2 separate regions of the Homo sapiens genome follow, and region 1 is linked to region 2. Evidence: read pairs that join two places in POLR2A ChIA-PET (ENCODE). Cell type or tissue: PC-9. All regions are shown on one strand. Each heading gives the region's core, and the rest is flanking DNA. Links, peaks and the distances in the headings are about the cores only. Region 1 overlaps C20orf173 (chromosome 20 open reading frame 173). Region 2 overlaps MMP24-AS1-EDEM2 (MMP24-AS1-EDEM2 readthrough).

Region 1 (2,911 bases), core at 138-2,637, 400 kb after region 2:
GCAGGCAATCCCCAAAATTGGGGCTTAGCCTGAGAGGGTTCTTGGCTTTGCCCTGATGCGATCCAGTGGTGTTAGCAAACTGTATTGAAGCAGCATTGCACAGCAGCAGCAGAGGTACACTGCTTCTTGTGGACAGGGCTACCCCATAGGCAGTGTGCCCAGAGTTAGCAGCTCAGCAGCAGCTCTGCAATCCTATTTATACCCACTTTTAACTACATGCAAATTAAGGGGTGAATTATGCAGAAATTTTCCAGGCACAAGCAGTCCTCCTGCCTCAGCCTCACAACATGCTGGGTCTGAGCCACTGTGCCCAGCCAAAAGTCTGATTTTTTATTCTTTGTTAACTGTAGCAGTTGGATTCTTGGTCTTGGTCAACAGACTGGTAAACTTCAGAGAAAAACAATTCGCCGGCTAAATATTTAGTAGTTTACAGGATGATGCAAAAGCTAGAGAACCAGGCTCAGTCTATCATGAGATGCAAAACATGGCCAAAGACTACCCCAGGAATGGCCCACCTGGAATGCCACCACTGCTGCCAACACAACTGGGCCCTTGACACTGTGGTAGTCTCATTATGGCAGATTCTCTTCAGCTCTTTCCATTAGGAAGAGCAGTTCATTTCCCCACTTCTTGGATCTTGGATCACTTTATGACTTGATCTGACCAATGGAATGCTGCAGAAGTGACACGGTAAGTGCTAGGCACAGTGACTCACACCTGTAATCCCAGCACTTTGGGAGGCCAAGGCAGTAGGATTGCTTGAGCCTAGGAGTTCAAGGCCATCCTGGCCAACATGGCAAGACCCCCTTTCTACAAAAACAAAAATTAAAATTAACTGGGTGTGGTGACATGCATTTATAGTCCCAGCTACTCAGGGGGCTTAGGTGGGAGGATCACTTGAGCCCAGGAGGTCGAGGCTGCAATAAGCCATGATTGTGCCACTCCATTCCAGCCTGGGCAACACAGCAAACTCTTGTCTCAAAAAAAAAAAAAAAAAAAAAAGCGAATTGGAACTGAGGCACCTAAAAAAACTGGGAACCTCAAAATGCTAAACCTTCTGTGAAAAGCTGGGCAAAAAAACAAAAAACAAAAAACAACCCTCACCCTCCGGCATGGGTGAAACAAGGAGGTTTACTTCTTTTATCGAAGTGGGTAAAGAGCCTCCCCCAACAACTCAAAGTCTGGGTTTGCACTTGGCATGAAATTGAATCTAAACTTATACCTCCTACATGATCCAGGGCACTAGGCAAAGAAATCAACTCAAATATTGCCCCTGAGATCTGGAAGGCACCTCTGGCCCATCCCTCCCAGACACTGTGGTTACAGGTAAGACAATCAGGCCAGGATTTTATTCAGTACCAGACTGATCTTACAATTTCCTCCTGCCCTTTACCCACCCAGAAATAGGATTTGTATGGACTCAGCTAGGCTGAGCTTGTGTGAATAGTGAGCTTGTCCACACGCTAGCTGATGGATGACTTCGATTTCTGCTCCTGCACTAGACGTGGGCAGTATTTCCTTGGAGCCCTTGGTCTGATTATCCTCCTTCCAGTGATAGAAACACTTTCCTTGCTATTCTGATCCAAATCCAAAGAGGGTGACCTAGTGGATAAGAGAGGGACATGTGCGTCAGCAGGCAGACTCCTGTCCTCACCCCTGCCTCCCTTCACTCAGCATCTAGGATGACAGGTTGTCCCTGGGAGCTGGGAGGAGACTGGAGCTCACCTCCAGGAAACAGACTCTGGACACTCTCCTAGAGTCACTGAGGATCCCAAAAAAGAGAATGTCAACTCACTTTTCCTCATGGTATTGGAGGAAGAGAGGGGAACCCCCAGGACGTAAGAGAAGGGCATTCCAGGCAAACGGAATGGTGCGAGAGAAGGCATGAGGCAGCTCATGTGTCTGGGGAATTCTAAGAGCCCATTATGGGAGCCTGGGAGACAGGAGGCAAGGGGAGGAGTCAGAACATGTATAGTCTTTTTTTTTTCTGAGATGGAGTCTCGCTCTGTCACCAGGCTGGAGTGCAGTGGCGCAATCTCGGCTAACTGCAACCTCTGCCTCCCGGGTTCAAGCGATTCTTCTACCTCAGCCTCCCGAGTAGCTGGGACTACAGGCATGCCTGGCTATTTTTTGCATTTTTAGTAGAGATGAGGCTACCACCATGCCTGGCTATTTTTTGTATTTTTAGTAGAGATGGAGTTTGACCATATTGGCCAGGCTGGTCTCGAACTCCTGACCTCATGATCCACCCGCCTCAGCCTCCCAAAGTGTTGGGATACAGGCATGAGCCACCACGCTTGGCCTACATGTAGAGTCTTGAAAGCCAGGCAGAAAACTTTAGACTCCATGCTGAAGGCATTGAGGAGCAGGAATTTTAAGAGAAGAAGATACAAGAATCTTTCCTGCCGGGGCACAGTTGTGCAAGACACAGAACAAAGCCTTGGGCCCCAGGGATGACCCTGACCCTGGTAAGACAGCCAGTTGTCCTGGTTGCACCTGGGGAGGAAGGGGGAGGGAACTGACCTGGGGCCCTTCCCACAGCAACCCACAGCCACATCCTACCCCTTTTCCTATTCCCCCTCACCGTGTCTTTGCTATCTTCCACTCCACTAGGGAACCAGACCATCTTCCAAAATCTGAGAAAGAATTGGAGGTGGGGGAGTTTGGGCCACAAGACCTGGGAAAGTCCTGCAAGTGTCCCCAGTAAGCCAATAGAAGGTCTTCCCAGAGCCCCTGCTGTTACTCCCTGCAGTGACCTCCCCTCACCCCCACACAGAGAATGTCTGGGGACACCTCCATCACCTTATCACTTAGAGCATCTGAAGTCCACACCAGGTCAGAGAGCTTCCGCAGTAGCATCTCCAGCTGCATCCAGGAGCCCTGGTCGCTGGCATTCCTGGGATAGATGAAG
Region 2 (2,911 bases), core at 321-2,820:
GTGAATCCGGGAGGTGGAGTTTGTAGTGAGCGGAGATCACACCACTGCACTCCAGCCTGGGCAACAGAGCAAGACTCTGTCTCCAAAAAAAATAAAAACAAAAACAAAAATTAGCTGGGCGTAGTGGTGGGTGCCTATAATCCCAGCTGCTCAGGAGGCTAAGACAGGAAAATCACAGGAGAATTGAACCTGGGAGGCGGAGGTTGCAGTGAGCCGAGATGGTGCCACTGCACTCCAGCCTGGGCAACATAAGCAAAACTCTGTCTAAAAAAAAAAAAAAAATGAAACAGCTTCAGGCAGGTCCTTCAAGGAATTCCAGAAGGCATTGTTATCAATCATCTGAGATAACAACAGTTCTGTGAGTGTTACTGCCCCCAAAGACCTTCTAGCAGGATAACATGGGGAAGTGGAAGACAGTGATATTGATGATACTGACCCTAGGCCTAGGCTAATGTGTGTTTGTAGCTTAGTTTTTAACAAAAAAGTCTAAAAGGTGAAAACAAAATAAAAAACTAAAAACAGAAAAAAACTTAGAGAATAAGGATATAAATAAAATATTTCTGTATAGCTGTACAATGTGTTTTAAGCTAAGCATTATTACAAATGAGTCAAAAAGTTTTTTAAAATTTTAAAGTTCATAAAGTAAAAAAGTTACAGTAAGCTAACGTTAATTTATTATTGGAGGCCAGGCATGGTGGCTCACGCCTCTAATCCCAGCACTTTGGGAGGCCAAGGTGGGTGGAGATCACCTGAGATCAGGAGTTTGAGACCAGCCTGGCCAACATGGTGAAAACCCATCCATCTCTACTAAAAATACAAAAATTAGGCCAGGCACGGTGGCTCACGCCTGTAATCCTAGCACTTTGGGAGGCCGAGGCGGGTGGATTGCCTGAGCTCAGGAGTTCAAGACCAGCCCGGGCAACACAGTGAAACCCCATCTCTACTAAAATACAAAAAATTAGCTGGGCATGGCAGCGTGCACCTGTAATCCCAGCTACTCGGGAGGCTGAGGAAGGAGAATTGCTAGAACCCGGGAGGCAGAGGTTGCAGCGAGCCGATATTGCACCACTGTACTCCAGCCTGGGCAACAGAGTGAGACTCTGTCTTTAAAGAAAAAAAAAATCAGCCAGGCATGGTGGTGGGCGCCTGTAATCCCAGCTACTCAGGAGGCTGAGGCAGGAGAATCACTTGAACTGGGGAAGCAGAGGTTGCAGTAAACCAAGATCATGCCACTGCACTCCAGCCTGGGCAACAGAGCAAGACTCTATCTCAAAAAAAAAAAAAAAATTTATTACTGGAGAAAGAAAAAAAAATTTAAATAAATTTAGTATAGCCTAAGTGTACAGTATTTATAAAGTTTACAATAGTGTAATGTCCTAGACCTTGACATTCACTCACCACTCACTGACTCACCCAGAGCAACTTCCTGTCCTGTGAACTTCATTCATGTGCCCTTTTATACTGTATTTGTACTGTACTTTTTCTATGTTTATATACATACTTACCATTCTATTACAATTGTCTATAGTATTCAGTAGAGTAACATGCTGTACAGGTTTGTAGCCTAGGAGCAATAGGCTACACCATATAGCCTAGGTGTGTAGTTGGCTATACCATCTAGGTTTGCTTAAGTACACCCTATGATGTTTGCACAATGATGAAATCACCTAACGATGCAATTCTCAGACTATATCCCTGTCATTAAGCAATGCGTGACTACTGTTTTCCTATACATACACATCTATGAGAATTCTTAATTCATTAAATTTTTAAAAATTTTTATTTTTGAGACAGGGTCTTACTCTGTCACCCAGGCTGAAATGCAGTGGTATGATCACGGTTCACTGCACCCTTGACCTCCCAGGGTCAAGCAATCCTTCACCTTGGCCTCCCAAGTAGTGGGGACTACAGGCACGCACCATCATGCCCAGCAAATTTTTTTTTATTTTTTGTAGAGACGAGGTCTCACCATGTTGCCCAGGCTGATCTTGAACTTCTGGGGTCAAGCAATTCTCTCGCCTCAGCTTCCCAAAGCACTGGGATTAAAGGCATGAGCCACTGTGCCTAGCCGAAAAAGTTTAATTTATAAATTAGGCATGGGAAGAGATTAACAACAATAACTAATAATAAAGCAGAACAAGTATAACAATATATGTTATAGAAGTTATGTGAATTTGTCTTTTTGGTAAGAGACAGGAAAAAAAGAAATTATGTAAATTTAGTGCCTCAAAATATCTTTGTTTTTTTAGAGAGGGGGTCTTACTATATTGCCCAGGCTGGTCTCAAACTCCTGGCCTCAAACAATCCTCACTTCCAAAAAACTGGGACTACAGGCGTGAGCCACTGCACCCAGCCTCAAAATATCGTATCTGACTGTACTCACCTATTTTCAGACTGCAGTTGACCATGGATAACTGAAACCATGGAAATCAAAACTGTGGATAACGGGGGACTACTGTAGCTATAATAATAATAGTAATTAGGTGCTCAACAATTCCTCAAGATTGCTAGTGTCTAAGGGCCTGGCGGGTAAGATGTATTTATTCAACAGGTATTAATCTATTACCTACCACATGTAAAGCACTGTGGGGAACATAAGATGAGTAAGGCATGGATTCTGCATTCAATTTGTAGAGCTGTAACTGTTGATGAGAGCTAACTGCAAGAAAGATGCTGAAGGTCCCAAATTCTGTAGAAGGATCAAGCTACTTCCTGGGCAAGGCGACATTTAAGTTAGGCTTTGAAGGGTGAAAAGAATTTGGACATAGGAAGACAGGAAAAAAGACATTCTAGGCAAAGAAGATGCCATGTGCAATGGCCAGGAGATAAGAAATCCAGGGCTACATACACAGAATGCAGCACGCTTCAGTTGGCTTTTGCAAGAAGGCATCAAGTGCTGTAGTGGGCATGA

What was found. Peaks named below come from ENCODE experiments on the same cell type or tissue, not always from the same donor. Only the 100,000 strongest peaks of a DNase experiment are listed, where the experiment ranks them.
Region 1: POLR2A ChIA-PET joins it to region 2 with 9 read pairs; 2 of 35 experiments call an interaction of 5 or more read pairs at or near these places.

The regions. Positions count from the first base shown.
Region 1 is chr20:35,525,649-35,528,559 of GRCh38, forward strand. It overlaps C20orf173 (chromosome 20 open reading frame 173), which reads right to left. Exons shown (of 6, transcript NM_001145350.2): 4 at 2,803-2,896; 5 at 2,585-2,636; 6 at 1,331-1,602. The coding sequence ends at 2,610. Among named protein-coding and RNA genes, the nearest start is that of C20orf173, 2.5 kb to the right of the region's middle. In PC-9, for the core only: no CTCF peak of the experiment used is centred there; no DNase peak of the experiment used is centred there.
Region 2 is chr20:35,128,300-35,131,210 of GRCh38, forward strand. All of the region lies in intron 11 of MMP24-AS1-EDEM2 (MMP24-AS1-EDEM2 readthrough), which reads right to left. The region is part of intron 7 of EDEM2 (ER degradation enhancing alpha-mannosidase like protein 2); the gene reads right to left. Among named protein-coding and RNA genes, the nearest start is that of EDEM2, 18 kb to the right of the region's middle. In PC-9, for the core only: no CTCF peak of the experiment used is centred there; a DNase peak (open chromatin) is centred at 1,562; H3K27ac peaks cover 1,410 bases.